2 separate regions of the Homo sapiens genome follow, and region 1 is linked to region 2. The links are chromatin loops, found by intact Hi-C in ENCODE. Cell type or tissue: endothelial cell of umbilical vein. All regions are shown on one strand. Each heading gives the region's core, and the rest is flanking DNA. Links, peaks and the distances in the headings are about the cores only.

Region 1 (4,405 bases), core at 295-4,294, 150 kb before region 2:
TTACGAACATTTATTCCTTGTTTTAACCACCACCACTACAGCCATTGTCATTTACTGATTCACCAAAAATTGGGTAAATAATTATCATACTTGTTTTTATTACTCATTCTTAAATGTATGTGTAGCTCACATTCATTTCAATGTTTAATATTGGAAATGTTTTGAGTCTTTATTTAGAAGTTCTGTGATGTTTTTGTGACTAGAAATATACCATAGAAACTAAACTCTTTTTTCTATCGATTAGCCTGTGGTAAAATTGGTTTTGTTATGTTGTTTTGCTTAAAGTTGCAGTTTCCAAGAGCCTACTACTGACGTTAAGTGAGAACTTAGTGTATTCAGGGGACAACAAGGAGACTTGTATGGCTGAACAGGAAGAAAATATTTTGAAATGTGATTCGACATTTGAATTGTCTTAGATTATTAGCTTTGAACCTGAGGTCTAGGTATTTGCATCTTGAGATAAAGTGGCTTGAGGATTTTGAGTAACACAATAATGAAATAGTGTATTATTAAACATACATTATAGCTAAGTGAGAAAACTTTGTGAAAGAGAAGACAGAAACTGAAAACAAGAAGAAGAGAGAGAATGAACACAAAAGAAATTGAGGACAAGAGGGCAATGGGAAGTGAAGAGAAAATGGGAATAGGAAAACGATTTGGCAAGAACTCTAAAAATCTGAAGGAAGACTTGAATTGGGTCAAGCTAATTTGGACTGGGAATATGTAACTTAATGAATATGTATCTGTTTTATGCCCTAAGAAGTGTGATAACTCTGATTGGTTGTCCAATGTGTGGGCTGAAGTGATAGGATGGTAAATGTTCAATCAAACCTTGTTGAATAAATGAATGGCTCACTAAGGTCACAGTCAAATTCAATCAATCTGAACTCAGCAATGTTTCGAATATGCATTTTCATGCGCTCAAAAGGTAGTTAATATGACGCTTTTACAACAAAAAAGAACAAAAAAGTAAATTATTAGCCACACATAATAAATGTACTCACTGAGTAGTGGTCCACAAATGGAAAAGAGAAATATGATGGAAAGATTTTATTAGATTGTGCAAATCGGCAAAATCAGGACAGTTTGGAAGAATGCAACTTGACTCTTTTGTGAACTGTAGGGGGCTTTTCCTGCTGTAAGAACTACCAGAGAACCATCTGCTTGAGGAATCCTTTAAAAATTGCCATGGGTCGTTTAGCAGTTCATGGTTCCATCTTGCTCTGTTCTTGCAATCAGAAAAAGAACTGAGCTATATCCAGGTAAGCACCTTGCACAATGTGATTACTCACTTAATACTAAAAATTGTATTTCATAAAAATTGGAAGGGAATTTGAAGGTCAGCTAGCCCCACCTTCTGTCTGCCCACCATTACAGAGTGAGGAAAAATGGACATAGAAAAATTGTAAGACTCAGGGGCAGACTAGTGTAAATATTTATCCACTAGACTATGCTTTCTCTGAAAAGATTCATTGGCCATTTATGTTATGTTTGAATAATTCTGAACTTTGTCAAAAGTTAATTGTTTTCCCTAAAACATCTTCAATAAAGTGGCAGGCCACATGATTGTAAAACACCTTGAGTGCAGGAATCATGTTCAGAAAATGCTGCTTTCCATAAATACTTGTTGAATGAATGAATGGTCTTTTTACTCTGTAAATAAGAAGACTGAAACAAAACAATGCTAATAATTGTTGACAGAGTTGAAGACCTGAGATTCCTTATTCTTTAAAAATATTGGCACACATATTACAACTTCTTTCTTCTAAACAGCAAATCACTTTTACGATTGATTACTTAGTTTATTCGCTTAACCACTTGATTACTCAGGTGATTGAATTAGATTTAATTATGGTGTGTATACTACATAAGCTCCTGTTGAAGCCATACTCTGGTTATTAAACCAAAAACATTCCCTTGCCTTTGGAATTTAAAATTGTTTACCATTTTCCTTCTGGTACAATGTATTCCATTTTTAATAACTTGAGCATGAATCATATTTAGAGTTAGTATCTGTCTTTACTTTGCAATGTTTTAAGAATTTGAGAGGAATTCTGATTCTTGCCTTGACATGGGAAGTAGGTGAGCCTTTTCCTTTCCAGGCAGAGCAGGGATTAGACACGGCTATTTCTGTTTTTTCAGGGAAGATCCTGCCATGCTCCTTCCCGCTGAAGGAGCCTCTTCCTGAAGATTAGGAGATAATGCATCTGGAATAACATGAACTCATCCAGGTTTGTGGTTTATCTGAAAATCAAATCGTAATAATCTCATAGTCCATCTGGCTGCACATACATTTGGATACAGTTGAAATATCAACCATGACACAGGGCTAACAACTTTGAAAATGGGAGAGAAAAGGAAAGTTCCATTTTACAGTTGGGGCTAAACATTCCTTTGCCTCTGGTGGTGTGTTTTTCTTTCAGCAGCCTGGAGAGTGCTGTTGGCAGAAGCCTCTTTGGTGTGTTTGTTTCTCCCGTGGATATGTGTGCTCAGCAGGTCCTTATAGGTGTGAACAGAATGCGGATCTAGTAGAGGCCCTGGCCGAAGCGAAAATTTTAAGGGTGTGAAAACATGAATCTAGAGATTGAGGAGATTAGTTTTTTGACATTCTTTTCAGGAAGAGCATCTCTATCCTGGGTTATGAGCCTATTCATGGAAAAGCCGAAGAGCGTGGTAGAGCAAAATGTTTGGTGTTAGGTTAATGGATAGTTAACAGTGCAAGATAGAAGCAGGAAGTTTAGTACTAATTAAATGCCTGCATGTTGATGTAAAACTGACTATGGTTCAAGGTCAGGCCTTGTTACATGCGAGATGTGTGACTTTGATCAGGTTACTTGCCCTCTCACTTCTTATAACATGAGGGTGAGGACAGAGCATGTCTCATGGGATTCCTATAAGCATTGTATTGGATGATGCTGTGTGACATAAATGAACAACACAGAATCTACCAAAAGTAAGTACATAATAAATAACTATTGATCAAACTGAATTGATAGCCTGTTCTGTTGAGAACATATTTCTGAAGTGTTTGTAGAATTCTTTTTAAATATTAAGATTTTAAAAAGCCCTAAATGGGCCAAAACCCTCTAGACATTATTGATGGGTATGAAAATTGGTGTAGCACAACACTTCTGGAGGACAATTTGTTGATACAAATCAAAAGGCTTAACCAAGTGCATACACTTTATCTAAAAATTTAAATTTTGTTATTACCTTGAGGAAATAATCGGAAGTATAAACAAAGACTAAATGTAAAATATCTGTTACAATGTATTTTTCCCATGACATGGCAAGTGACAAGTATTATTTCCATAATAGTGAAAATCCAAAACCAAAGTTCAACAGGATATCATGGGATTTATATATATAATGAAATAGCTTTAAAGCTATTAGCAATCTTGGTTCAGAATCTTTCACAAGGAAGTGCTTTTAATATATTGTTAAAAGAAGAAAAACATTTACAGAACAGCATATATTCTATGAAAGCAACAGTTTCCAAATCTAGCAACATAAATACCAAAGTGGTAGAAGTCACTGCCTGGACAACTTTTAATATAGTTATATTGAAATGTAAAATTACAGACTTCTTAAAAGCCTGGTTGACTAATCCAAAAATGCAATTGTTAAAATGACAAATAAAATAATAACTATTGTTTAAAAGCTCTTGAAATTTTCTTTTCTTTCTTTCTTTCTTTTTTTTTTTTTTTGAGACGGGGTTTCGTTCTTGTTGCCCAGGCTGCTGGAGTGCAATGGCTCAATCTCGGCTCACTGCAACCTCTGGCTCCCAGGTTCAAACAATTCTCCTGCCTCAGCCTCCCGAGTAGCTGGGATTACATGCATGGGCCACCATGCCCGGCTAATTTTGTATTTTTAGTAGAAACAAGATTTCTCCATGTTGGTCAGGCTGGTCTTGAACTCCCGACCTCAGGTGACCCACCTGCCTCGGCCTCCCAAACTGCTGAGATTACAAGCGTGAGCCAGCACACCCAGCTGAAATTTCCTTTTTTGTATTGATCTTCACGGATTTAAATTTTAGCTGAACAAAATGCAAAGATGCATCAGTGAAAACCATAAGGGATAAAGTCTTAGCAAGTATTTTAAATATCTTTCTAGAAATATGATTAAAAACTATCCCATAGACTATCCTAGGACTTTTCTTCGTGCCTAAAAATAACTTCAGCTGCCAGACCATTCAATTGTTTTCAGAGTTTAGTGGACATCTGATAATTTTCTTAAGTTAATGGTATTTGTCATCTGTAGCAGGTGAATGATAGTCCCAAAATTCACTTTCTAAAATTTATATTTTTCACTAAAATTCATCAATAATTTTATGAGGAAATATGAAAATCACAATAGACTAATTCTTTGCCTATGAGTTAGAAGTCAGGTTTAGAAAAATTTATAA
Region 2 (4,405 bases), core at 196-4,195:
AAAGGAGATAACAGCAGTCTCAGGTTCTAAACCTGGCAATGGCTTTATGTTGCACTTGGGATAAAATCCACATTGTTAAGCCCAGTCTACATTGCCTGGCTCTCTCTGGTTCCTGATTATCTCTTGATATGGTTTGAATTTGTGTCCCCACCCAAATCTCATGTCAAATTTGAGGAGGGGTCTGGAGGGAGGTGATTGGATCATGGGGGTGGATTTCCCCTTGCCGTTCTTGTGGTAGTGAGTGAGTTCTCATGAGATCTGATGGTTTAAAAGTGTGTGGCACTTCCCCCTTCACTCTCTGTCTCCTGCTGCCATGTGAAGAAGGTGTTCGCTTCCCCTTTACCATCAGCCATGATTGTAAGTTTCCTGAGGCCTGCTTCCTGTTAGGTCTGTGAAACTGTGAGTCAATTAAGCCTCTTTTCTTCATAAATTACCCAGTCTCAGGTAGTTCTTTATAGCAGTGTGAGAATGGACTAATACATCTCTATCACCTATATCCTACCTGACAGATCTCTCTTCCTCATATGTTGGCTCTCTCAAGCCCCAACCACAGTATTCTTTGTATTAGTCTTCTCCTGTCTCAGGTTAGTTTGTCCTCTCTTTCTGAAATATTATTCCTCCAGTTCATTGCCTGGATTTCTCCTTTACCTCATTAAGATCTCAGATACATTACCTCTTCCAAGACGACTTCCTTGACCATTCCTATCTATAGTAGACCTTTCCCCTCTTTTACTGTCTATCCCTGTATCCTGCCTTGGTTTTCTTCTTAGAATTTAATCAGGACCAGACACCACTTCGTGCAGGTATTTGATAGTTTGTATGGTTCCATCACTGTCCTGCAAGTTCTGAAGTTCAGGGACTTCTCACATCTTATTTATTTCTGTATCCCCAGCACCTAGAACAGTGTCTGGCACTTTGTAGGTTCTCAATAACTCATTAAATAAATATCCAATAACCTACCATTCCATTAGGGCCATCTGAGCGATTGGGAGCTGGCTTCAGTCTTGATGATTAATTGGATTGTTCATTTTCATATACAATAAAGGGTGTCATGTAGGTTTCATAGAACCATATCATTTGAACATCTAATCAGGACATATGGTCCAAGGAAGTGTAGTTTTATTTAATGGGAGAGAAGTTTTGAGATAGATTGTCTATGAGAAAGCTTAAGGTCTAAAGTGGCTGTTTCATTGCTCAGCATTTTTGCAAGGGGAATAGATGTCACAGTGTCATTCTCCTTGATTCAATTACATCAGGATATAAGGTAAGAAGCCACATTTTAAAAAGGAAACTAACATGTAATGAGCGATGAACAGTCACTGCTCCATGTACCTTACATATATTTCCTCATTTAGTTTCCATAAGATAGATATTCTTCTCCCCAACCAACAGATAAGTCAAGTGCCTTGTGGTTGAAGCACTTGGCCACAGTAATACCTGCTCCGATTGGTAGAGCTAACATTGGTACATATGACTGTCTAGTCCTGAAGCCAGAGCACAAAAAATGGGAACTCATCCAAACCCACACATCTCTTTATCAGATATCCCCACTCCATTCACTTTCCCCAAAGTCACACCCCAATTCCAGCACCTCCCCTTCCCCTCCAATACACAAAAGTACACACACACAACAAAGCAACCTCAAATCTATGGAGGACAGCCAAGGATTTGAGGCTGAGGTTTCCTGTGCCAAGCACTCTCCCACTAAGCTGGGAATATAACACCTTCTTTTGACTTCAGTAAAGCTTCAACACAAATCTTAAACCTCATACACTCCTTTTAATCTGATTGTTACCATCCTGTGCAGTGGCAAAGTAAAGAAAGGACGTGCTTTTAAAATGGGGACACTAAGAAGATATAAGTAGGATACACAAAACACACACTTAGAGCAATTCTCAATGGGGTTAATGCATGATCTCTCCTGACCACACTTCCTCCTTCCTGTCTCCCTCTTCCTGTGCAGTAATAAGTAAATAAATGAACCAACAAGCCGCACTCTCCTATGTTTTCTTTTGAGAGAATAATATAACCTAAAAGTTTAATTGTTTCATTTTGCCCCCGCTGAGGAAAGCAAGTGCACCTACTTATGAGTCACACAGAGAGGCGATTCCTTTATATATATGATTTCATTTGTCTTTACCATGGGCCTTTAAATGCAGGCATTAATGATAAAGAGAATGCAGCTCAGAGGGAGTTCACTTAAGATGAAACAGCCAGTAAATAACTCAACTGGGATTCAAATTCAAATACGATGATTTCAACATCCACATTTTTCCACTTTCTTCTAATATGCAATAAATAAGTAAGCACATGTAGGTTGGGGCATAGAAAGTTGACTTTTTAAATTTGTTTAATTTTAATAAAACTCAGGCTACAGTTAAAAAAAAAAAAAGGAGGCAGAGAGTGGTAAAGATGGCTGCCTTGGGCACACATGGTGTCACCAGGACACGTGTTGAGATGACATCTCAACAGCTTGTTGGAAGGCAGATATTTCTGTATTTTACCTGCTGCCTGACCCACTCATGCAGGCCGGCAGTAGTTGACACAATCAAGCAATGAACTGCCTGACAGGAAGTAGCTTCTGTGCACTTCTATGCTCTCTGACTGGGAGAGGGGACTTCCTGGTGAGTAAAGCTAACAGCAGATGAATTAGTGCTTTTTACCAGCAGGAGTTGTGGACCCCTTCGTTTCTGAGGTGAAACCACCAAATACCAACTCAATCATGTCAGTGCTGTGACACCTCTTTGTCACAGGTTGACATGGGGTTTCTGAGGGGAAAGCTGGAAAAAAGCGGATATGAAATAAATGTTTATCAAAGCACATAGGGGAATAAAAGACTCAATTCTTTCTTTTCTCAAAATTACCTGAGGTGACAGACCACCAGGGAGCTGAACAGTGCAGAAAGTTGGGAACTTGGTTAATTCTATCGCGTGGCTGACTGAAACCTACACGCCGCCCTCCAAAGAACCACGCAGCCATCAACAGTCTAGTTTTCCTTCCAAGTGGCTGACATGGAAAATCAGACACAATGTGCTTCCCTGAATGCCCCAGATTCAGACAGACAACTTGAAAACATAACTTACAGATTCATTTCTGTCTCAATTTTAAATGAGGGCTATTTGAGACATTAAAAAAATTTTTTTCCCTTCCCATTTTTTTTATGAGATGAATGAGCTCAGTCGTGAGCTTAATTCTTATTTCTGGTATAGAGATTCTAGTATAACTGTCTTGTAGAGTTAACTTCAGAGTCGACTCTTTTCCTTCCTCAACTTCACGCAGTATGCTTCACCGTGCTACTGATTTAAAACATAATTTGATGCCATCCTTTGCCATAACTGTTGAATCTGAGTGATTTCTTGAAGTCTGCACCCTTCTTAATACCAAATGTGCAGATGCTAAAATGACAACTCTCAGGTCAGATATTAAAATGTACAACTTCTCCTACTCTTGTAATGCTTGGTTGATAGGCAGTTATTGTCCTGAAAACCAGTCATTGGAGTTGAAAGATAAATATTATTTCATATCTTATTGAATAAAATATATTATATCACAGGTGATGGAGACAGATTGACTCAATAAATTCTAATAGTGTATGCTGAGAAATAGTTGCAATAAAAATGCTGATGACTTCACACAGGGAGAATATTGAATGTCATTAGCATGCTATTTCCTCTGTTCTGATCTCCCTGTCATGTTCTTCACACTGTTATCATCTCTATCAGTGGATTTTTCTTTGGTTTATTGGCATGAGAAAAATGGCATATTTTAGTGTTTTAAATTATCCAGTACTTTACTGATTGCAGAAACGATGCAGTGGTGTAAGATATGGGAAATTAATATAGGATTTTACATTTAGCAAGAGCATCAGCCTTACTTGAAAGGGCTGGAAAAATGTGAGATACCACTGAGCTCTACAGTCTGTTCTCATCATGAAATTTTCTCCAAATTCTCATTTTTTCTCATTTTTATTAACTGGCTCAGTTTAGGATAAATGGAGAATTTTTCAAAGAGATTAGCTTAAAGAATTTATGAAAGAGCTTAAAAAGTTAGTTTTAAGAAGTTATTTTAACAGAGGTTAGTGACATAGATCTTATTTCATGAGATGCAAGAAGATATAGGTAATGGAACTTCTAAGGTTTGTCTTAATTTCTATTGTTTTGTATATTACTTGGGATAGGTAATAAACACATGTAATCCTGACAGAATTTAACACTTAAGTCAAAACGCCTAAATTAATCTATAAGATGAGTATTATGTTCAGAGAGTGGTAACCAGCAGTTGATGGTGAGTCCCTTGTATGGTGATGCCTTACAGAGTACTAACCAAGATCATCAATTCCAATTATTCCTACTCTTCTCTCCAGAAACCTGTGGAAATGCCCTCAGGTGACATAGCTTCTTGAATT

Evidence for each region. A loop is a pair of places that touch in the nucleus more often than their neighbours do. Peaks named below come from ENCODE experiments on the same cell type or tissue, not always from the same donor. Only the 100,000 strongest peaks of a DNase experiment are listed, where the experiment ranks them.
Region 1: a loop joins it to region 2, with 4 times the contacts of the local background. A loop is called at or near these places in 2 of 110 quality-filtered maps.

The regions. Positions count from the first base shown.
Region 1 is chr15:95,885,894-95,890,298 of GRCh38, reverse strand. No RefSeq gene overlaps it. Among named protein-coding and RNA genes, the nearest start is that of NR2F2-AS1, 440 kb to the left of the region's middle. In endothelial cell of umbilical vein, for the core only: no CTCF peak of the experiment used is centred there; a DNase peak (open chromatin) is centred at 2,188; H3K27ac peaks cover 1,074 bases.
Region 2 is chr15:95,732,295-95,736,699 of GRCh38, reverse strand. No RefSeq gene overlaps it. Among named protein-coding and RNA genes, the nearest start is that of LINC00924, 300 kb to the right of the region's middle. In endothelial cell of umbilical vein, for the core only: no CTCF peak of the experiment used is centred there; a DNase peak (open chromatin) is centred at 1,859; H3K27ac peaks cover 1,686 bases.